Regions from separate parts of the Homo sapiens genome. Here regions 2, 3, 4 and 5 are each linked to region 1. A link is a contact called in ENCODE Hi-C or POLR2A ChIA-PET data. All regions are on one chromosome and are shown on one strand. Each heading gives the region's core, a stretch centred on a gene start or an enhancer-like site at or near the end of the contact. The rest is flanking DNA. Distances are from core to core; before and after follow the strand shown. Region 1 holds the start of RPL3 (ribosomal protein L3). Region 2 holds the start of RBX1 (ring-box 1). Region 3 holds the start of ST13 (ST13 Hsp70 interacting protein). Region 4 holds the start of ANKRD54 (ankyrin repeat domain 54). Region 5 holds the start of CSNK1E (casein kinase 1 epsilon).

Region 1 (4,269 bases), core at 720-3,219:
ACTTGGCAGGAGCCCAAGCAAGGGGTGTAATGTTTTCTAGGAAAATGCAAAGTGCCCATTTAGGCCGGAAGGGCAACTGGGCCCCACACCTGCAGTACGGACTCACAGGGCTGTCCTTACTGCCTATCTCTCATTCAAAGCACATTTATGTTATTCAAACAAAAAATATCAGGACCCTAGACAGCCAAATACCTGTCCAGCTTCAATTCTCTTCTACAGAAACCTCTGGAGGCAGACAAGATTGCTATTTATCTGGAAAATTCAGTGCCCTAACAATAGCTCTGAGCTCAGAGATTAGTCAGTATCAACTGCCTAACATTAATGTCTCCATGGCTCAGCAACCAGTGCTGTTAGACATCTCTAAGTAGAACACACACAGGTAAGTGGCCATTATTCAAGCTTTCAGGTGAAAAAAACATGAATGAGGCAGTTCTTATGCCAGCCTCAGCAGCTCCAACCCCCCACACTAGTGTTAACTTCTCTTTGCTAAGGTTCCTGGCAAATTTACTATGCTCTGAAATCAATACCCCACACCGCACCTAAAGCAAACAGTGCTGACCATCTGTAGCCTTGGAATATTAGTTTTCAAGTTAAGCATTCCCATTCTGCTGTCGCAGCAGTTCTGACAACGTGTAACTCCTGCTTAAAAAAAAAAGTCTGCCCTCTGCTAACAGCTTGACTCCATCTCTACAATTTCCCTCCCCCTCCACTCCTATTCCCCCAACTTTTAGGATGTCTGTACATACTGGATCCCGGCCTGTCGACTTCCCGCACGATGTGAGTCATGCCAGCCTTGTATCCCAGGAAGGCTGTGAGGTGGACCGGCTTGGACGGGTCATCCTTAGGGAAGCTCTTCACCTTCCCACGATGCCTGCTGCTGCGCTTCCGAGGCAGGAAGCCGAGGGACCCATGTCTGGGAGCGGAGAACTTTCTGTGAGACTAGGTGGGAAAAAAATCACCGTCAGCACCCAAACCAAAGCAGTGCCCCCTTCTCTAGTTCCCAGCTGCTTAAGTTCCAAATCTCAGCAATACTGAAGAATCCTGACCAGACACCCAGCAAGCCGAATAAAAAGGTCATTATCTCTTCCAGGCTCGCACGTGTCAAGAATGCTTTTGTATTCGACAAAATTTAAGCTGAATCTTATTTCAAATCCTCTCAACCTGTAAGAAAACGACCCATTTTTTTTATCTAACCACACAAAAATACACTAAGTAGTGGCACTAAAAACTGCTTAACAGGCAGCTTTATATGCCAATTAGCAAGGTTTTGACCGCTAAAGAAAGGGACTCCCGGGACAAACGCTGGGTAGCAGCTAGCAATGTTAAGCTATAGGCTGCCTCCGGTGCCCGGACACTAATTACACTGATACACACAGGCCAAAGAACTCCGCAGAGCCAAATCAGAACGTGACAATCAGCACACAGTTTCTGTCCGCCCGTCAATAAGTTCATCATCTGTGGTTTCTGCGAGCTCCAGAGGCCTTCGGAGTGCACCAGCGGCCCCAGATATTCAGGAGGACTCCACAACACTCCCCTCCCCCAAGCTTCTTTACCTCCCAATGAGAACGGCGCCGAGAACCTCCACCCAAGGTCCTTCTACCCAGACAAGCAGGTTATGGGCCCTAATCCCAACTAATGATAGAATTGGTGAGGTCGAAACTTAGAAATGACTCATGGCTTTAAAAACGCCGGGCCTCCAAGCCTGCTCCCACCCTTACGGCCTCTCTCTGGCCGACCTGCAGGCCCAAAGCCAGTCCTCCAAGCGCTCTTCACAAGCCTCTCGACTTTCCAGAAAATAGGCCAGACTGAAGTCCCCGCTGGGTCGCCCGTGCCCCTAAAGCAAACCCCCGGCGCCGGCCAAGACGGGATGGCGGCGATGCGTCGCGGATTCAGCCGTGCCGACGCCGGTGACAATGAAACGGCCGCCATTACAACACATACCATCACGCCATCAAATCCCGCCGGTAGAGGCCGGTCGGCCTTACGGGTCCGCTATATAAAGCCAAATCTGGCCCCGCCCCTTCCGGCGTGCGAGCGCGCCCCCGCGGCAGACGACAGGTCGGGGGCACGTACCGAGCGCCATTTCCACGCACGCTCTTCCGCTCCTAGCTTTCGTTCAGAAGTTGACGTCAGCTTCGGAGACAGAAATTACACACTCTACGGCGAGGGGTCGGGTTCAAACTTAGTGAAAAGCCGCGGAGAGGTGGGCTAAGGGTGGGTGAGCCACAAATCTACGGCGTCCGGCAGCAGCCAAATTTGATAATAACGAAGAAAAATGGCTGCGTCGCTTCTCCTCCTGTGATATGCAGCTATCTCTGGAATTAGCGAAGAAAGACTGAAACTCTCGTTTCCTGGCTCCCACGCTGGTTTTGCGGCGACACCAATTTACCTTTAATACCTTTAATCTCGGGCATCCCTCCCTCAAGCCCTATCTCTGCCATTTCTCCCATGCTAATGCAGTGGCCCGCGCTTGATTCTGAGGGTCAGGAGCGTCCCAAGCCTGCGGAACGGCCTCACGACCTCTGGTCATGCCGAGTCCAGCTGCTCAGCCTCCCGGAGCCCCACGCCTTCCAGACCTATGCATCAGCGAGGGCTTTCGCTGATCTCTGCCTAGGCTCCAGGGTGACTCGGATCCTGACCGATTCCCTGCTTCCAGGCTGGTCCCTTACAAATCTCTTTTTTGAGACGGAGTCTCGCTCTGTCGCAGTGGCGCGATCTCAGCTCACTGCAAGCTCCGCCTACCGGTTCCCAGTTCAAGCAGTTCTCCTGCCTCAGCCTCCCGAGTAGCTGGGATTACAGGAATGCGCCACCATGCCTGGCTAATTTTTTTTTTTTTTTTTTTTGTATTTTTAGTGGAGACGGTGTTTCACCATGTTGGCCAGGCTGGTCTTGAACTCCTGATCTCGTGATCCGCCCGCCTCGGCCTCCCAAAGTGCTGGGATTACAGGTGTGAGCCACCGCGCCTGGCCCCCTACAAATCTTTCTAAGAATCAAGTATCTCGTTACTTTCCATGGCCGCCTCGTTGTTTCCTCGGAATTAAGCATCAACTTCAGCGGCCACCAAAGACGCTCCCCTAACCGTCTACTTCAGCCTCATGGCTGCGCCAGAGCACACGCTCTCATATCACCTGCTTCCTCTGTCCCACCCTGTCATCTTCTTTAATTCTGGGCCTGGCCTTTGCTCCCACCGTCGTTTGAAAAGCATTCTCTCGGCCAGGCGCGGTGGCTCACGCCTGTAATCCCAACACTTTGGGAGACCGAGGCGGGCGGATCACCTGAGGTCAGGAGTTCGAAACCAGCCTGGGCAACATGGCGAAACCCCGTCTCTATTAAAAATACAAAAATTAGCGGGGCACGATGGTGTGCGTCTGTAATCCCAGCTACTTGGGAGGCTGAGGCGGGAGAATCGTTTGAACCCGGGAGACGGAGTTTGCAGTGAGCTGAGATTGCGCCAGTGCAATCCAGCTCAAAAAAAAAAAAATTATCTCAATCCTCACACCATTCCCGAAGGACATAAGTGATAGATCTTCAATCCATTATTAGAAATCCTGGGGGCCACATATGTTTCAAAATTGAGCATTTTTTGATTTTTAGAAAGGTAATATGGTGCACATACTGTATATTATGTAATACAGCACTTTTTAAAGAAAAACAATATTCCGTAAGGAAACATGAATATTCACATGGAGTGGGACAAATATAAATAGACTCACATCAGTTCAAGGCTGACTTTGCTGCTCAAAAAATGCATCAGTTTACTTTTTGCTGCCAAATAATTTAAGAAGGTTTTTAAAATTTCAGGATACAGGCCAGGCACGGTGGCTCACACCTGTAATCCCATCACTTATGGGAGGCTGAGGAGGGTGGATCACTGGAGGTCAGGAACTTGAGACCAGCCTGGCCAACACAGTGAAACCCCGTTTCTCCTAAAAATACAAAAATTAGCAGTTGTTGTGCACGCCTGTAGTCCCAGCTACCCCGGAGGCCGAGGGAGGAGAATTGCTTGAATCCGGGAGGCAGAGGTTGCAGTGAGCCGAGATCGTGCCATTGTGCTCCAGCCTGGGTGACCAATCAGGATTCTGTCTCAAAAAAAAAAAAAAAAAAAAAACAAGACCAGGCGTGGTGGCTCATGCCTGTAATCCCAGCACTTTGGGAGGCCAAGGTGGGTGGTTCACCTGAGATCAGGAGTTCGAGACCAGCCTGGCCAACATGGTGAAACCCCGTCTCTACTAAAAATACAAAAATTAGCCAGGGGTGGTGGTGGGCGCC
Region 2 (4,269 bases), core at 615-3,114, 1.6 Mb after region 1:
AAGCTGTGGTGGTCTTTTCCCGGATCTGTTGTTGCTGTTTATAACTAACAAACAAATCTCAGTTCTTTCTCTTTTATTATTTTTTTTGGGGGGGAACGGAGTCTCGCTCTGTCACCCAGGCTGGAGTAGAGTGGCTCGATCTCGGCTCACTGCCACCTCCACCTCCCGGGTTCAAGAGATTCTCCTGCCTCAGCCTCCTGAGTAGCTGGGACTACAGGCGCGTGCCACCACACCCAGCTAATTTTTGTATTTTTAGTAGGGACGGGGTTTCGTCATGTTGGCCAGGCTGGTCTCAAACTCCTGACCTCAGGTAATCCACCTGCCTCGGCCTCCCAAAGTGGCTCCCAGGCGTGAGCCACCGCGCCCAGCCTATTCTTTCTCTTTAGCAATAGAGTCAGCACGCTCCATTACCCGCCAGTTATCTTTTAAGAGAAAATACAAGGCTTCAAATGCACCTGTACGACATCTAAGAGTGCTCTGGCAGAGTCACACCTCTGCAAGGTTAGAGATGTCAAAGGGAGTCCTGGTCTAGCCAGAAATGGGAGAGTGACAAAGTACAGGTGCTTGGGTCGGGTGGGATGGCTCACTCCTGTGATCCCAGCACTTTGGGAGGCCGAAGTGGGAGGATCACTTGGGCCCAGGAGTTCGAGACCAGCCTAGGCAACATAGTGAGACCTTGTCTCTATTTTTTAAAAAAATTAAAAAAGAAAAAAAAAAAAAGCGGCTCTAGCACTTTGGGAGGCCGAGGCAGGCGGATCACCTGAGGTCAGGAGTTCGGGACCAGCCTGGCTAACGTGGTGAAACCCCGTTTCTACTAAAAATACAAAAAATTAGCCGGGCGTGGTGGCGGGCGCCTGTAATCTCAGCTACTCGGGAGGCTGAGGCAGGAGAATCGCTTGAATCCTGGAGGCGGAGGTTGCAGTGGGCCGAAATCGCGCCATTACACTCCAGCCTGGGCAACAAGAGTTAAAAAAGAATGCCTCACAAAAATTCAAGAAATACAGCGACTGCAGATGGGTCGGTTTCACTACAGCACAAGCAGCGGAAAAAGGACACAGATCGGGGAGAAATCACCCTACAAAGATGACAACTGAGGAATGCGGAGTGGGGACTGACACACGTTACGGTGAAACCGTGCACCACGACCAAAGGCGGTCCTAGGACTGCGACTATGTGGGCGCAGAGGCCACCCCCCAGGCTTGGCGGGCGAGTAAAGGCAGGGCTGGGGGCCTGCTCAGTGTGGCCTTAGGGAGGAACTTCGGGGGTCTCCTCTCTCCCCATCGAATCCCTGAGCAGTTCCCGAACAGAAATCGGAGACCAGACGGTGCCTGGGCCCCAGCCCTCCCACGGGGACTGCACCTTGGGCCTGGCTCGGAAGCGGGTCAGAGTCTGCGAAAGACCAGCGAGGACTCTTGGGTTTCGGGGCAGGCCGCGGGCGCCCACCCACGCCAGCACCGGGAGCCGCGCGGCGACTCGGCGAGCCCGGCAGGCAGGACAGGACTGCGGCGCAGGTCTGGCTCAGGCGGAGGAAGCAGCCGCCGCCCCAGCTGACGGAGTGCGGCCGGGGGCTTCCCAGAGGAGGCGGCGACGTCGAGCCCTTTCGAACGTTTCCACCCGGCTAGCTCACGTAGCCTCGGCCCCGCCCGGCCCCGCCCGGCCCCGCCCCACCCACTCCGGCCACCGCCCCCTCCCCGGCCTACAGTTCGCGGGTGGGGCGACCTGCGACAGCCCCTTTAAGAGGCGTGGTCACGTGCTCCGCCCCCACCTCCGCCTCGCGCGCCAGTAAGGGGTGGGGTGCGGGAGGAGGTGCCGGGGAGGTGGGGGGAGCGAAGTGTGCGCTGCTGCGCAGGCGCGGTGGTCGGACGACAGACCGTGTGTTTCCAAAATGGCGGCAGCGATGGATGTGGATACCCCGAGCGGCACCAACAGCGGCGCGGGCAAGAAGCGCTTTGAAGTGAAAAAGGTTGGGTCTCGCCAGCGCCTTCCTCAGGGAAGCTAGAGAGGCGCGGATCTGGCTGGCAGGCCCGAGGATGGTCGAGGCGCGGAGTAAAGGGTTTCATTTCAGGGCGTTCCTGGGACCGGGTACCACGAAAGGAAGCCGGGGGGCGGGTCTTAGAGTTGATCGGCGTGACGGCGGCCCACTGTTGGGGGAAGTGTTGGTTTCGCTGTGAGGCTAAGGGGCCAATCACAGAGCTGCTTATTGAGATACGCGGGGTTGCGACTTGGCGGCGGGAGCCAAGCGCTTGAGCTGTCACTGGAGTGGTTGAGAGGTGGGGGAAGGACAGGGTAGGGTGGGGTGGGGTGGGTGGAATGGGGAGTCGAAGCGAATGCGGCGGTGGAGGATGGGGCAGTGCGGCGAGAGCCTGGAACCTGAGGTCCTACCGCATTAGAGGCCTCTGAGGACCCCCCTTGGTGATCTTGCTCCGCCCCTTTTTGAAGCTTGGGGTCCTCTCACTTGGAGGGGTCCTCTCACTTGGAGGGATCCTCGCTGAACCGAGGCCTCACACTGCCTGGTTAGAGTCTGGAGTGTAATGCTTGGCTCTTCTGAGACGTCTGTTGGCTTTTCACACAACCACCCCACTCTTGGGTTCTCTGTCACGTCCAGAATCTCCCCCTTCCAAAATAATAATAAAAAGCATGGTGGAACTTGTTAAGAAAATCCGAGCCCAAATCCTGTGGCAGTTAGGGAGGGTTGAGTACTAGTCGCGAACGACTTGGTAAGCGTGGGAAAGCAAAAATGGAACGTGTCTTTTTGCATGAAATGCCTTTTAGTGGTTTGCCACAGTTTGGGAGAACAGTATCGATTCTCACCTAACATGAAAGCTGTTCAAAATGGAGATTCTAAAATAGGGAAGATATTCCTAGAACATCTGGCTAAACACTGACAATATCCCCCGTCCTAGTGCTTTTTGGTGTCTCATTGTGGCCACTGCTGCTCAGTTACAGCCAGCAGCCATATTGAAAAATAATAGAAGTAGGGGCTTTTCCTCCACCTTGAAGCTGTGATGTGAAAAGTGGTAAAGAAGTTACTAGGCACTGAGAATGGGGTTTGAAAGCGAAGAAGGTTTGGGAGTATTTGTAATTGAGGAAGCCAGAGTTGAATGAATGAAATTCTGTTAAACTCTTACTGGAATTATTATCTTAATAGAAGAGTCTAAACATATAAAAGTTGAGAACATCAGTTTATTTTATGGTAAGAATCAAAATTCTAGTGAATTGTAGAATTTGTTATGAAGTAATCTAAGATTTAAGTGATGACCTTGTTCTGTGTACTGACACGGGTATTTAATTATCCAGCTTATCCCATGATTACCCATTTTATGATCCAGTCATTATCTTAGTTCATTCTGTTCTCTAGCTTTCACTTCATTGCTCATGCTTCCAGAGCTGTGTAGAGCAGATACTTATTCAGATTTTGAGCTCTTCTGCAACTGCCACCAAAACCTGCACAGAAATTCAAGTTTGTGCCCTTTTTTTTTTTTTTTTTTTTTTTTTGAGATGGAGTCTCACTCTGTCGCCCAGGCTGGAGTGCAGTGGCACGATCTTGGCTCACTGCAACCTCCGTCCCCCAGATTCAAGCGATTCTCCTGCCTCAGCTTCCCAAACAGCTGGTATTATAGACACCCGCCACCAGGCCTGGCTAATTTTTGTATTTTTAGTAAAGATAGGATTTTGCCATGTTGGCCAGGCTGGTCTTGAACTCCTGACCTCAGTGATCGGCCCGCCTCGGCCTCCCAAAATGCTAGGACTATAGGCGTGAGCCACTGCACCCGGCCAGACTAAATTATTTTAAACTATAGGAAACAAATTAAAAGATGACATTAATTTCTGTGTTCATATACTCAGCCTTTTGGAGAATAGAACATACGTGTAGTCTACTGTTGTCTTTGGTATAATAAGATTAACGTAATATCCAAAAACTTTTGTTTGGTGGTTCCCTGTGGCCAAAGAGATGATAACTGCAGCTGCAGCCTGAGGTCCTAAAGAGTATGTGTGTGTGTTACAAGCAGAATGCACTGTTCCCTCTTTTTGTCTTTGCAGTGGAATGCAGTAGCCCTCTGGGCCTGGGATATTGTGGTTGATAACTGTGCCATCTGCAGGAACCACATTATGGATCTTTGTAAGTAATTGGAGGAGGATGGGAGGAAGTTGAGAAGGTTGCAGAGATTGTGGCTATCTTGATGTGACTGATTTTCTTCTTCACACGAGGAGATAGCAAGCCTACTCTGAGCACTCGGTCTTCTGTATCTAGTCTGTTGGTGTGTTTGA
Region 3 (4,269 bases), core at 497-2,996, 1.5 Mb after region 1:
CGGTTGAGGAGTTTGCAAAATAGACTTCTTACCAATATTCATAAAGTTACTATTAACATAGTAATATTAAATGGTCTCAGAATTTCACATATAAGTAAGTCTTCCAGTAGTTAGACAATTGGTGGGGAGCTAAAAATTGAAAAACTTCTTAGAGGAAAAAAATACAACATACAACGCTGACAGATTGTAACGAGTTTTTTCCTTAGAACCAGATTGTTGTTAAGAAATATTCTTTGAGCTATTTGGTAATCATGAGCTCATCTTCCCACACAAAAATATCACGCTGGGTGAAGTGGCTCACGCCTGTAATACCACCACTTTGGGAGGCGGGGGAGTCCCTTGAGGCCAGGAGTTCAAGACAAGCCTGGGCAACTTAATGGGACCCCCATCTCTACAAAAAAATTAAATTAGCCAAGTATGGTGGCTCGATCCCGCACTGCTAGCCACCTGGGAGACTGATGCAGGAGGATCGCTTGTGCCCAGGAATTGGAGGCTGCAGTGATCCCGCCACTGTATGCGGCCTGGACAATACAGCCAAACCCTGTCTCTAAAAGACAAAAGTCACTAAACACATAACGTTCACAGCAGCACCTCTTAGGAGTCGCAATGGTCTGCATAGTTGCTATTTATCCCTGTTTAGTGCAATTTGTATGTCATCTTTTCAGTTCCCCATTAGTAATAATTTTTTAAAAAGTCATCTTAGGGAAGACTTCCCTGTCACTTTTTCTCTTCGGTGCTCCTTCAACACATAAAATGCTAATTACTATTATATAGTAAATATCAAAACGAACTTTTCTATTTATTCGTCTAAATAGACAGTACTTATACTGTTTCCTAGCACCAGGCACAATGCCTTGTCAATTAACTCCTTGCACGTAGCGAAGTACTCTACAGTTAAAGACAACAAGATTATATCCTGGAAACATGCCAGGCCTTAAGAAATTATTTTTCTCAGACGTGTTTGGAGTGATAACACTGCCAAGTAACGGAGGTATAATAAGTGATTCTCAAGATAATTAATCCTACGCAGCTACAAACGCTGTAAGGTAAAAACAATCATTTTTACAGTTATCATTTTTATTCTTACTAGTTTTGTAACTTTTAACTTACTAGTGTTATATTATTATAACACGACGTAAAGGAATAGTGCGTAAAGGAACTGCTATGTACCAATGAGACCTGAGCAGGGCACACAAGACTGAAAGAAAAACAACCCCACGCAAAATCTAAGTCTTGCAGTTTTCACTCCTCGCGTCTCCAGTGTCCACGCATCCGCAGTCCTGTTTTTGTATTTCGCCCAAGATACACCCCTGGGCAACCTCAGGGTGCGAGGAACCCAGCTCTGCCTCCTGCTCCCCGCGGCTCCTGTACTACCCAAGGCTCGCGATCTTCCATGACCCCTCGAAGTTGCCTCCCTTTCCCGGGCAAAGAAGGGGCAGCGACCCCGCCTCGCCCGCCGGACCGAGCCAGGTCCAGCCTGGCTCCCCCCTGGGGCCGTGCTTCCCCCGCCCCCAACGGTCCTCAGGCCTGGGTCTCACCTCTCCACCCACTCCCTCAGGAAGCGCATTTCCTCGGTGTGCAGAACGCTCGGATCCTGCTTACACATTTTCACAAAGGCCCGAAGCTCGTTCACTTTGCGGGGGTCCATGGTAGGGAGGTGGTGGGCGAAACTGGGGGGGCTACGGCCCGGTTCCAGGCCCAGGCGCTGGCTCGGCGTGACCGCGCAGAAGGGGGCGGCTGCCGCAAGACAGAACAGACTAGAACCTCCCCGGCCGCTGGCTCCTCCCACCCAACGGTCTCGTGACCTCGGGTCCTCCGCCTGCTCATTCCTACTCCCTCTGCGCTGCTCCTGCGCGCTCCCTAGAATCTTCTAGAAGCGTGGCTGTTCGTGCTGTTGCCTGCCTCCCTGCGCATACATTCTCATATTCTTAACTAGGAACCAGCTCCCTGGATGGGGCAACCCCAGAAATGGGCGACTTCAAGGAGGCGGGAGATAACATCCCCTCCAGGGGGCGACGTCCAAGAGCATATTGTGTGGCTGCGTGCACTGAGTAGAGCTCAACGCCCGGGACCTAAAAAAAAAAAAAAAAAAGGGCGTGGAGCCGGAGGGTCGGTCCCAGCTCGGGGCATGACGTCACAACCTGCGCCGCCGCGCAAGGAAGGCCCGCGAGCCGCCTCCGCCGGAAGGGGAGGTGCGGCTGGCCCGGTTTCCTGGCGACGCGGCCCTGCAGGCGGTTGCGTTCCCCGTCGTTACCCTCTTTCTCTTCCCGACGCGTGAGTTAGGCCGTAATGCCTTGGCTGCTCTCAGCCCCCAAGCTGGTTCCCGCTGTAGCAAACGTCCGCGGCCTCTCAGGTTAGACTCTTCTCCCACGGTCTCCTCCCATGGTGTCCCCTGGAGGGACCCAAGTTGGTCTCAGGCGATCCCTGGTTCGGCTGACCCTTCTCCTGGTGGGGCCTCCGCTCCCCAACCCTCTGTGCTCCGCGGATTTCTTCTATACCGGCTGCTCCTGGAAAGGGGTGGGCCCAGTGTGTTCTCTACCGTTGAGGTATTTTGTGAAGCCGAAATGACTGCAGAGAGAAAAGTGTGCCATCCCCCAGAGGGGCTGTCTTCCAAGTTACTCGGACTCCGAAGTTGTGGCAATTATCACACTTAAGTGACAAAGTGTCTCACATCAAGTAGCTCTTGTTTCTGTTAGGCGTGAGAGCTTGCTCCAGAATATACACGAAGCATGTTTAGTAACAAATTCTTTCAGCAGCTCCTCTTAGGAGAGGTAACTGTTTCGAAATACTTCTGGGGCGTTCTGTGTCTGAAAGTCCTGTTTGCAAAGACAAGACGAAGGATAAGGAGAATAATTTTTTGTAGGGTGTCCTCTATTGCGAGCAATTAATCTGATGAACATAAAGCTTAATCAGTGAAAACTGAATCACCTTCCTTGCAGGCGGATCTGCCATTGGATCGTATTTCAGTTTTTTGGGTCAATATATGAACAATGTGTGAACCAGAACGTATGGTATTTGACATCAAAGCTATGTCTTGGCATATGTTTATGTTGATATACTTGAATTCATTTAAAATGGAATGTTAATTACATCGACTTCTTACTATAAAAAATAAAAAGTTATTGTCCAGTGCACAGAACTTGTTCTTCAGTTCTCATAGTAAAGCTGCAGAAAGACAACTCTCCGTGGGATTAGGTGAAAAGAAAGATGTGCAATTTTTCAGTCTTTTTTTGAGACAGGCTCTCATTCTGTTGCTCAGACTGGAGTGCAGTGGCAATCTCTGCTCATTTGCAACCTCTGCCTCCTGAGTTCAAGCAATTCTCGTGCCTCAGCCTCCCGAGGTAGCTGGGATTATAGGCGTGTGCCACCACGCCTGGCTAATTTTTGTAATTGTAGTAGAAACCAGGTTTTGCCACGTTGGCCAAGCTGATCTCGAACTCCTGGCCTCAAGCGATCCACCCTCCTCTCTGAGCCACCGCCCCAGGCCTGGAATTTGCTTTTATTTGAAAGGCTCTCCCCAGCCTGACTAAAGGAGCCATACTACCAGAAGGAACACTTGCAAAGGCACAGAACTCTAAAACGGAGTGGCCAGCACTAAGCGTTGCAATCGTTTAGTATGGCTGGAGAAGCTTTTTTTTTTTTTTTTTTTTTTTTGAGACAGAGTCTTGCTCTTGTCGCCCAGGCTGGAGTGCAGTGGCGCGATCTCTTGCCTTACTGCAACCTCCACCTCCCGAGTTCAAGCGATTCTCCTGTCTCAGCCTCCCGAGTAGCTGGGATTACAGGCGCCCGCCACCACGCCTGGCTAATTTATGTGTTTTTAGTAGAGATGGGGTTTCACCATCTTGGCCAGGCTGGTTTTGAACCCCTGACCTCGTGATCCACCCGCCTCGGCCTCCCAAAGTGCTGGGATTACAGGCGTGAGCCACCGCGCCCGGCTTAGGAAAAGATTTTTTGAAAGATGTTCTCAAACAAAATAGTAGGCATTACACGAAAATGATTCTGTGATCAAATACTTTTGGGGAATGCTGCCTTTCATAATGTACATAATAGTTTAATTCTTTTTTTGGAGATGGGGTCTTGCCATGTTGCCCAAAGTAAACTTGAACTCTCACCTCAGCTTCTCAAAGTGTTGCGATTATAAGTGTGAGCCACTGCACCCAGCCCTTAATAGTCTAGGTTTCTGAGAGATGTGTTCCGCAGTAATTTGCAAAATGTGTAAAAATGTATTTGACCATGGACCCCTTTTCTGTGATGAATCTTGAACTGGTA
Region 4 (4,269 bases), core at 525-3,024, 1.5 Mb before region 1:
TCCCAAATGATTTGCCTAAATTTGGTATTTCCTAAGCAGATTTTCCCCCTCCAATGGCTAATGGAAAGCAATGTCTTTGTCATCGGAGATATGGTCAAAAATTGCAATTCAGATACATGACAATTCCTTGCTTTCATACAGCACTTTATGGTCAATACAACGCTTCCAAATTCTTATTTCATCTTCGTGACATCACTAAAATATGGCTAGAGTCATAGCCAGTCCTGGAAGAAATCCCCAAAGTCCCCATTCTTAATCTCTCAGTGCCTGGGTTTCCATGTCACCCATGCATTGTAGAAGACAATATGGTAGATATACCAGAGGAGAAGTTTGAGTCGGGCTGACCCGGATTCTAATACCAGCAACAGCCACTTGCTATGTGACCTGGAATAAGACAATTTCTCTGAGCCTCAGTTTCCTCTTCAGTAAAGTGGGAACAATTTCTATGTCTCAAAGAGTTCTTGTGAGGACAGATGATCATGTATCAGCAGTGTTTGGGGCACAGCAAAGGCAGCATAACAGCTAAACATCCATTACCTTACTTAACTCATCCCATTTTACAGATGAGAAAACTAGGGCTGAGGCCGGGCCAGTGGCTCATGCCTGTTATGCCAGTACTTTGGGAGGCCGAGGTGGGTGGATCACCTGAGATCAGAAGTTCGAGACCAGCCTGGCAAACATGGTGAAACCCCATCTTTACTAAAATTACAATAATTAGCCGGGCTTGGTAGTGGGCGCCTGTAACCCCAGCTACTCGGGAGGCTGAGGCAGGAGAATCGCTTGAACCCGGGGGGCGGAGGTTGCAGTGAACCAAGATGGCGCCACTGCACTCCAGCCTGGGCAACAGAGCGAGACTCCGTCTCCAAAAAGATAATAATAATAAATAAATAAAAATAAAAAAATTTAAAAAGAAAACTAAGGTTGAAAGGGTCTATCATTTGCCCTAAGGTCTAACTGTGGTAAAGGAGTCCAAGTCCGTGCATTTAAACAAGCTGGTACGACTTGGCTGCAGGCTCTGGCCTCCCCTCTCCATGATAATAAAAGTGTTCCCCAGTACCTCATTTTATTATTCACCAATAAGCGTTCCGAGTCATGGGAAGTTTCCATTCAGAAATTACCCAGTGAGAGAAGACTGGGGTGACTGGCTCAGAGCAGGAAGACTTTCTAAAAAAACCATCATCACCATCGTTACTGAAAGGAGACTCAAGGGTCAGTGTGGCCCTCAGCGCAGACGTCGGGGGACCCCGGCTGAGGGTCGGGGGCGACCAAAGCGCGGCCACTGGTCCTCTGAGGCCCCGCCCCTCGCCCGGGCTGCCCCGCCCCGGGCCCCCGCGCCGCTCGCGCCGCTCACCGTGCACCTCCTTGCCCGTGGGCCCGAGCCGCCGGTGGGGCCTGGCAGCGCGCCTCAGCCGGCCAGCGGGTATCTTGCAGCGCAGCTCGTCGCGCGGCTCCGCATCCTGCTGCCACAGGACGTGCAAGTAGCGCAGCGGCGACTGGGCCCCGCCGGACGCCCGGCCCGAGAGGCCCGCGCCGCCGCCGCCCAGCGCAGACCCGAAGTCAGCGAAGGAGAAGAGGCCCTCAGCGTCAGTCAGCGGCTCCGGCGCCACCGCGCACTCGCCCTCCGAGCTCGAGTGGCCTGAGCGCGGCTCGTCGTCCGCGTCCCCGGCGGCGGCTGCCATGGCAACGGCTCCGCGCGGGCCTGGCCGCCTGAGCCTCGTTCCCGACCGACCAACGGACCTACTTCCCTCCGCCCTGAGTCGTGCTGTCAGCGAGCTGGCGGGCGGGCAGGGCCCGCAACCACGGCAACCGAGCGGGGGCGGGCTCAGGCCGAGACAGAGCGGCGAACCAATGACTACCCTTCCAGCTTAAACCGGTCCCAAAACCAATCGGAAAGGGAGGGCACAGTACAAGCAGGATAATTGGACAGGGTTTCCGGCAACGTGACTGACAGACATTGTAACCAATTACAAACTTGAAGTGACCTTGGCTTTCGCTGTACGTCGCTACCGGAGCCAGTAAAACAGCATTTCAGACGCTTTTTTTTTGCGACGGAGTCTCGCTCTGCCGCCAGGCTCGCGATCTCGGCTCACTGCAACCTCCGCCTCCTTGAAGCAATTCTCCTGCCTCAGCCTCCCGAGTAGCTGGGACTACAGGCGCGCGCCACCACGCCCAGCTAATTTTTGTATTTTTAGTAGAGACGGGGTTTCACCATGTTGGCCAGGATGGTCTCGATCTCTTGATCTCGAGATGTGCCGGCCTCGGCCTCCCAAAGTGCTGGGATTACAGGCGTGAGCCACCGCGCCCGGCCTTTTTTTTTCTTTTTCCTCTCCATTTCCCAGTCTAATGAGAAAACAAGCAGATACCTTAGCAAATCAGATTAAGATGATTTGCAGGCACTCACAAAGGAAAATGAAGAAGCCACGCCATCCATGTAGATATAGATGTTGTAAATCAATGAACGCAAAAAAAAAAAAAAAAAAGAACTTCCCACAAATGCATAATGTACGTGGGAAAGGGAAAATGTGTTGAAATTTGGAGATACCACTACAAACTGTGAGTAATAGTGTCTAAATGCAATGGATTTCCTTTAGTCAGAGTTCTCTAGGTAACCCCGACGTAGATGACTGATCTACAAAGATTTGTAATACAAAGTGATTACATTAGAGCAATAGTTTAGTTCGACAGCCAGTCACTGAGCCAGGTAACTGCTAGGTCCTGGACACAGGATCAGACTTGGTGCCCCTGAGATGCTCACAATCCAATGGGAGAAGACCAGGAAACAAATAAGTGTTCCTCAAGCAACATTTCATGGGTGCACGTTTTCATAAAACTTCTCACAATCCCGTACCCCACAAGCACTTCTATAAAGTAGACAAGAAGGACCATCCCTATTTTATAGGTGAGGAGTTGAAAAGCAGAGGGAAGAGACTCATTCACAGTTGCCCAGCTCTCACCGGACCAGGTCTTGTGTCCTGGCAAAAGTTCTTTCCATATATAAACCCTCCCACTCAACCCAGTTAAAATGTAATCTTTCCGCACGGTGGGTCACGCCTGTAATCCCAGCACTTTGGGAGGCCAAAATGGGCAGATGACAAGGTCGGGAGTTCAAGACAAGCCTGGCCAACATGATGAAACCTCGTTTCTACTAAAAATACAAAAATTAGCTGGGTGTGGTGGCGCACGCCTGTAATCCCAGCTATTCAGGACACTGAGGCAGGAGAGTAGCTTGAACCTGGGAGGCAGAGGTTGCGGTGAGCTGAGATCGCACCATGGCACTCCAGCCTGGGTGACAGAGCGAGACTCCATCTCAGAAAGAAACAAAAACAAAAAAAAGGCCTGGCGCTGTGGCTCACGCCTGTAATCCCAGCATTTTGGGAGGCTGAGGCAGGCAGATCACGAGGTCAGGAGATTGAGACCATTCTGGCTAACATGGTGAAACCCCGTCTCTACTAAAAATACAAAAAAATTAGCCTGGTGTGGTGGTGGGCACCTTTAGTCCCAGCTACTCAGGAGGCTGAGGCAGGAGAATGGCGTGAACCCAGGAGGCAGAGCTTGCGGTGAGCCGAGATCGCACCACTGCACTCCAGTCTGGGCGACAGAGAAAGACTCCATCTCAAAAAGAAAAAAAAAAGTAATCTTTCTCTTACAATTGGAAAAGCACTTCCAGAATTTTCAGTGTTTGCAGTCGCCATTGTGAGGTTTATCATTGTACTATATGGAAAAAAATGCTATGTTTATTTGTACTCTCCTCGTCTGCCCCATAATGGATACAGTGCTGAGACAGGATCTCTCACTGTCACTCAGGCTGGAGTGCAGTGGTGTGATCACAGCTCACTGCACTCAAGCTTTCCTCCCACCTCAGCCTCCTGAGTAGCTGGGGCCACAGATGTGTACCACCGTGCCTGGCTAATTATTTTTTTGATTTTTTGTAGACATGGTCTCACTTTTTTGTTCAGGCTGGTCTTGAACTCCTCGCCTCAAGGGATCCTCCTGCCTCCACATCCCAAAATGCTGAGATTACAGGAGTGAGCCACAGTGCCTGGGCCCCAATTTTTTTTTAAGATGGGGTCTCACTATATTGCCCAGGCTGATCTTGAGCTCCTGAGCTCAAGTGATCCTCCCACCTTGGCCTCCCAAAGTGCTGGCATGAGCCACCACATCCAGCCCCATGAAAATCTTCTGACTTCACAACTCCTTCTCAAATGTCATGAACATTTTGAGAATTGTTGTCAAATTGGAGCAACCTGTATCAAATTCCTGTCATATATG
Region 5 (4,269 bases), core at 607-3,106, 1.0 Mb before region 1:
TGTACACTCCAACGGAAGAAAGAAAAGCAGGCACACACAGTGAGCCCTGTTGGGGGGTAAGGGGGGGTGTGCACGCAACCCCCCCCCAACACCTCAGTCCACTTTCTGCCAACACCAATTCAGAGACCACACATGGCAGCCAGGAAACCCGCAGGTTAGGAAAGGAACATAAATATACCCGCATCCTATATTACATAAATACCCACGCCGGGTTATATAAATACCCGTGCCCTCTGTCTGGGTGTCTTACATAAATATACTGCACATGACCCCCCAGTCTCTCCCCACTCACCGGCTGTCTGCAGAGAACGAGAGCGGGAAGGGGCAAGCCCTTCAGGACCCCCTGACTGCTATGTGCCAGCCACCCAGACCCCCAGTCGCTCCCCAACACCCCAGGGGTCCAAGGTCCCTGGGGGAGCCTAGACTGTCCCGGCACCAATACCCAAAAAGCCTCCCAGAGGAGAGCAGAAAAGCTTCATTCAGGAATGGAGAGGCTTTTCAGTTCTTTTGCTGCTTCTCCCATGGGGGAGGGGGGGAGATAAACAAAGTGGGGGGAAAAGTGGATATAAAGGTTCAAGAGTTTCAGCAGGTTAAAAAAATTAGACAAACTACCAACCAGCATGGCACACGGGCAGTGCTTCTTACTCCCCGAACACCATCGCCTACCCCTGAGCCGGGGCCCTTGTCCCTCGGACGATTAAAATAAAAATTGAAGGGACATCATAGAAACGAAGGCAAAGGAGACCCAAACACAGGCATTGCTTGGAAGCAACTTGAGACACTTGTGTCCCCTTCTCCTCTCTCCAAATCCTTCTCCAGGAAGGAGGCTATGCCAGGAAGAAAATATGCAAGAAAACTAAGGGAAAAGTTGGGGAGGGGGCTCACCCCACTTCGAGTTAGGGTATTAACAAGAGCTTGGGAATCCTCTAACGACACCCAGACACTGTTTTGCGTTCCTTAGAGACTTGCAAGACATCAATCTCTCACACAAAAATGGGAGAATCCGATCCGACAAATAACCCCCACCCCTTTCTTTCTCTCCACAAAGAAAAACAAATCAGTGGCCTGGTGACCACACACCTCTTCACCTTAGGACCCCCAAACGCCCGTCATCCAACGAGCGGGCGCAGCCTTGCGAACCCCCAGGTCCGGGCGCCGGGGCCGGGAGAGCAGGGGGCGCCGGTGATTGTCCGATGAAACGCTACGCGGGCCCGAATCAACAGTATCCGGCGCCCAGCACCCCAAGCCCCCTCCCTCAGCGTCCCCAAATCACAGCCGGGGTGGCCGCCTGGCCGGCCGGGGCCTCGGAGGGCCCAGCGGGGGGAAGCGGAGGCAGGCCGGCCGGGGGGCCTCCCCCGCGAGCCTGCAAAATAACAGGCCCCCTCCTCCTCGTCCCCAGCCGCGCCTTTGTCCTCGCCGGGCCGAGCGGGCGGCGCCCGGGCTGCCCCCCCTACACCCCAGCGCGAACGCGCGTGTGTCTGCCCTCCCTTCCCTCCCTCTCCAGCAAAAACAAAGAGGCTGAGGGAGCCCGATTCCCCCCAGGTTTGCACCCTTCCGCGGGCCCGCGGCCCCCCGATATTTACCCCGCCGGGAAGGCGCCGATGCCGGGCCACTGCTCGGGGGGCTGCCGCGGGCGGGGGCGGCCCGCCGGGGCGGATGCCGGAGGATTCGCGGAGCCGCCCGGCGCGCCAGCCTCTCCCGGCCCAGCCGCCGCCGCCGCCGCCGCCGCCGCGCTCCGCTCGGCCCCGGCCGGGCTCTGGCTCTGGGCTCTCGCCGCCGCCGCCGCCGCCGCCGCCGCCTCCCTCCTCCCGGCCTCCTGCCCGCCCGCCCGCCCCCGCCGCCGGCTCGCGCGCTCTCGCACCGCGCGCGCCCGCCGGCTCCCATTGAGCCCCGGGCCCGCCCGCTGATGTCATCCCCGGCCCGCCGCCGCCGCCCCGGAGGATTTAAAGGGCCCGCGCCCTCCGCGCTGGGGGCCGCAGCTGCGAGACGCAGTTCCCCAGCCTCAGTGCAGGCGCGCGGGCTTACGCGTGGGGGTGGGGGAGCACACAGATACTGACACCCTAATGCAGTCCAGGGCACAGGTGGAAAAGACGGGGTGCGGGGGGGACAGAGGGAAGAGGAGGGCGCACAAAAAGCGGAGGTGAGGGGATGGGAGGGGAGGGTCTAGACCCAAAGTCTCCTCTCCCCGCCTGCCAGGATCTCTCTCCTCTCCAGGCAGAGCACTGGGCCCCTGCGAAAACAGGCGGCTATTCACGACACTGCAAAAGATGTTAGACTGCTGGAGGCTCAGTCCGCCTCCAGGTTCCGAGTGCCGCAGAGAACACAGGCCAGGTTGATTCAGGGCAAGAGATTTGAGGAGACAGCTAGGGATGTCGACACAAGGCCCAGAAAGGTAGCCTGGGCTCATACATTCTCCTCCCGTGGAAAAACGAAGGGCAAAGACCTCTTCTTCTTTTCCCTGAAGCTCAAACTGTGATGGGCACAGAGAGGACCCCTCAGATCCCAACCTCATTCTCCCCTGTTGAAGGAGGGGTGCCACAAGTACCAAAGCACCGACACTTGAGTCTGGGCTCCGAGTGGTGCACGTTTAGCCAAGCCACCTCCCAGCTCTGAGCTTGGGTTTCCTTAAACAGCAAATGGGAGGAAGGACCCTGTCCTCCCCAGGTCACAGAATTAATAAAAGCTTCTACCGGCATGCAGAGCCGCGATGAAAGGTTGCAGAACAAAGTCATTAAAGTGATGATATTTACACTGAGCCATGCAAAGCTTCCAATTATGACACACCTATATTCACACAGTTGTGACTGTGGACACGCAAAATGCCTGAGGCCCTGCGTCCAATCCCGGAAGCACAGTTCCTGGGAGGAGTCACTTCTATAATAGCCGTATCTTCCCTCCTCGAGGCTGAGGGACTGAGTCACACACGTGTCCAAACGGGCAGGAGCCCCACAGACTAAGTCCTTTCGCCGGCCAGGAAACTGGCCCAGAGAGGGGAAGGGCTTTGCCCAGGACCACAAAGCCCAACAGGACAGCTCTGTTCTCCCAGCGATCACCAGGAAACTGGGTCTATCTAGAGCCCATTTCCAAGAGCAGGAGAGTGAGAAGCCTCCTCCCAGGAGGGCCTGCCTTCAGTGACACCTTTGCCAGAGCAGGGGGTCACCAGCCAGGTGGTGGGCTTTACTTGGCCTGCGCGGTGCTTTCTGTTGTTGTTTTGTTAATTAATCCCCAAAGTTTTTTTTTTTTTTTTTGCTTTTTGTTTTTGTTGGTTTTGAGATAGAGTCTCGCTGTGTGGCTCAGGCTGGAGTGCAGTGGCTCAATATCGGCTCACTGCAACCTCTGCCTCCTGGGTTCAAGTGATTCTCCAGCCTCAGCCTCCCTCCTGAATAGCTGGAATTACAGATGTGCACCACCACACCTGGCTAATTTTTGCCCAGGACCACACAGTATTTTTAGTAGAGACGGGGTTGGCCAGGCTGGGCTGGAACTCCTGACCTCAAGTGATCCGCCTGCCTCGGCCTCCCAAACTGCTGGGATTATAGGCGTGAGCCACCATGCCTGGCCACTCCCCAAAGTTTTAAAACTGGAAGATTTCATATTTCAGATCCAGATTCCCTGTTTCTCTGGGGGCATTAGGAGATCCGGTAACTCTGGGCCCAAGTTCTCAGCCGGCCTGAGCGCCACCCCACCGCCACCCATTTTGTTTCTTTCCTCACATGAGCCCAGGCAGAGAGGCCTGGGCACAATTGAGCAGGGGGTGAAGTCTGCCCCTGTGTCCTCCAGTCCTTACCACCCCTAACCTTCCAACCTGGGCCCTGCTTCCCAAAGCCCTCCTCTTCTTCAGCACTTTCAAGGCAACCAGCCCTGGGAGAGGAGGTTATTTGTTATCTCATTTAATCCTCTCAAACAACAACAGATTACACTGTATTCTTTCAGAGAAGGAATCAGGCTCCTCCCAGTGCTTGCCTAAGGGCACAGATCAACCTCTCCCTTAAACTGGGCCTGGCTGGAACAGACCCCCTGCCCCTTCCTAACCCAGCCAGATCGCCAGGTCTGACTGCAGCACGTTCACGTTCTCCCCTCTGCATTCAGGACTTGTAACCACACCTCCCACCCCAGCACCCCCACCCCACCCCCTGCCCCAGTTAAGATCCTGCTCAGTTCCCTGGGCCAGCCAGGCTGAGGAGCCCGGCTCATCCCCAGGCCTGCTAGGGAGCCTCCCTGCCTTGCCATTGGAAGGACATGCTGTTGTCCACTGCCTGAGTTGTGGGC

What was found. A loop is a pair of places that touch in the nucleus more often than their neighbours do. ChIA-PET counts read pairs that join two places held with the same protein, here RNA polymerase II (POLR2A). Pooled maps may share reads with other maps.
Region 2: a pooled map shows a loop between it and region 1 (19-fold over the local background). The contact joins the promoter of RBX1 here to the promoter of RPL3 in region 1. A Hi-C loop is called at or near these places in 2 of 37 single-sample maps with no recorded cell type and 9 of 50 pooled maps. POLR2A ChIA-PET finds 5 or more read pairs at or near these places in 1 of 52 experiments (BJ).
Region 3: a pooled map shows a loop between it and region 1 (12-fold over the local background). The contact joins the promoter of ST13 here to the promoter of RPL3 in region 1. A Hi-C loop is called at or near these places in 8 of 50 pooled maps. POLR2A ChIA-PET finds 5 or more read pairs at or near these places in 3 of 52 experiments (CD4-positive, alpha-beta T cell, MCF 10A and naive thymus-derived CD8-positive, alpha-beta T cell).
Region 4: a pooled map shows a loop between it and region 1 (14-fold over the local background). The contact joins the promoter of ANKRD54 here to the promoter of RPL3 in region 1. A Hi-C loop is called at or near these places in 6 of 50 pooled maps. POLR2A ChIA-PET finds 5 or more read pairs at or near these places in 3 of 52 experiments (CD4-positive, alpha-beta T cell, PC-9 and activated B cell).
Region 5: a loop to region 1 is called in a pooled map, with 8 times the contacts of the local background. The contact joins the promoter of CSNK1E here to the promoter of RPL3 in region 1. A Hi-C loop is called at or near these places in 5 of 50 pooled maps. POLR2A ChIA-PET finds 5 or more read pairs at or near these places in 2 of 52 experiments (MCF 10A and WTC11).

Annotation. Positions count from the first base shown.
Region 1 is chr22:39,317,654-39,321,922 of GRCh38, forward strand. RPL3 (ribosomal protein L3) reads right to left here and starts at 1,970. Exons shown (of 10, transcript NM_000967.4): 1 at 1,942-1,970; 2 at 747-939. The coding sequence starts at 1,944. It overlaps SNORD43 (small nucleolar RNA, C/D box 43), which reads right to left and starts at 1,460; the gene lies at 1,399-1,460. RefSeq lists enhancers at 959-1,848, 1,715-1,764, 1,849-2,738, 2,155-2,574, 2,739-3,627 and 1 more.
Region 2 is chr22:40,949,514-40,953,782 of GRCh38, forward strand. It overlaps RBX1 (ring-box 1), which reads left to right and starts at 1,865. Exons shown (of 5, transcript NM_014248.4): 1 at 1,865-1,963; 2 at 4,042-4,120. The coding sequence starts at 1,886. RefSeq lists enhancers at 827-1,417, 1,932-2,141, 2,597-3,185 and a silencer at 1,302-1,881.
Region 3 is chr22:40,854,893-40,859,161 of GRCh38, forward strand. ST13 (ST13 Hsp70 interacting protein) reads right to left here and starts at 1,747. Exons shown (of 12, transcript NM_003932.5): 1 at 1,539-1,747. The coding sequence starts at 1,648. XPNPEP3 (X-prolyl aminopeptidase 3) reads left to right here and starts at 2,256. Exons shown (of 10, transcript NM_022098.4): 1 at 2,256-2,353. The coding sequence starts at 2,290. RefSeq lists enhancers at 1,475-2,244, 1,872-2,091, 2,102-2,561.
Region 4 is chr22:37,842,560-37,846,828 of GRCh38, forward strand. ANKRD54 (ankyrin repeat domain 54) reads right to left here and starts at 1,775. Exons shown (of 8, transcript NM_138797.4): 1 at 1,352-1,775. The coding sequence starts at 1,679. MIR658 (microRNA 658) reads right to left here and starts at 1,812; the gene lies at 1,713-1,812. RefSeq lists a silencer at 1,246-1,945.
Region 5 is chr22:38,315,577-38,319,845 of GRCh38, forward strand. CSNK1E (casein kinase 1 epsilon) reads right to left here and starts at 1,857. Exons shown (of 11, transcript NM_152221.3): 1 at 1,584-1,857. The region is part of intron 5 of TPTEP2-CSNK1E (TPTEP2-CSNK1E readthrough); the gene reads right to left. RefSeq lists a silencer at 1,185-1,574 and an enhancer at 3,297-4,201.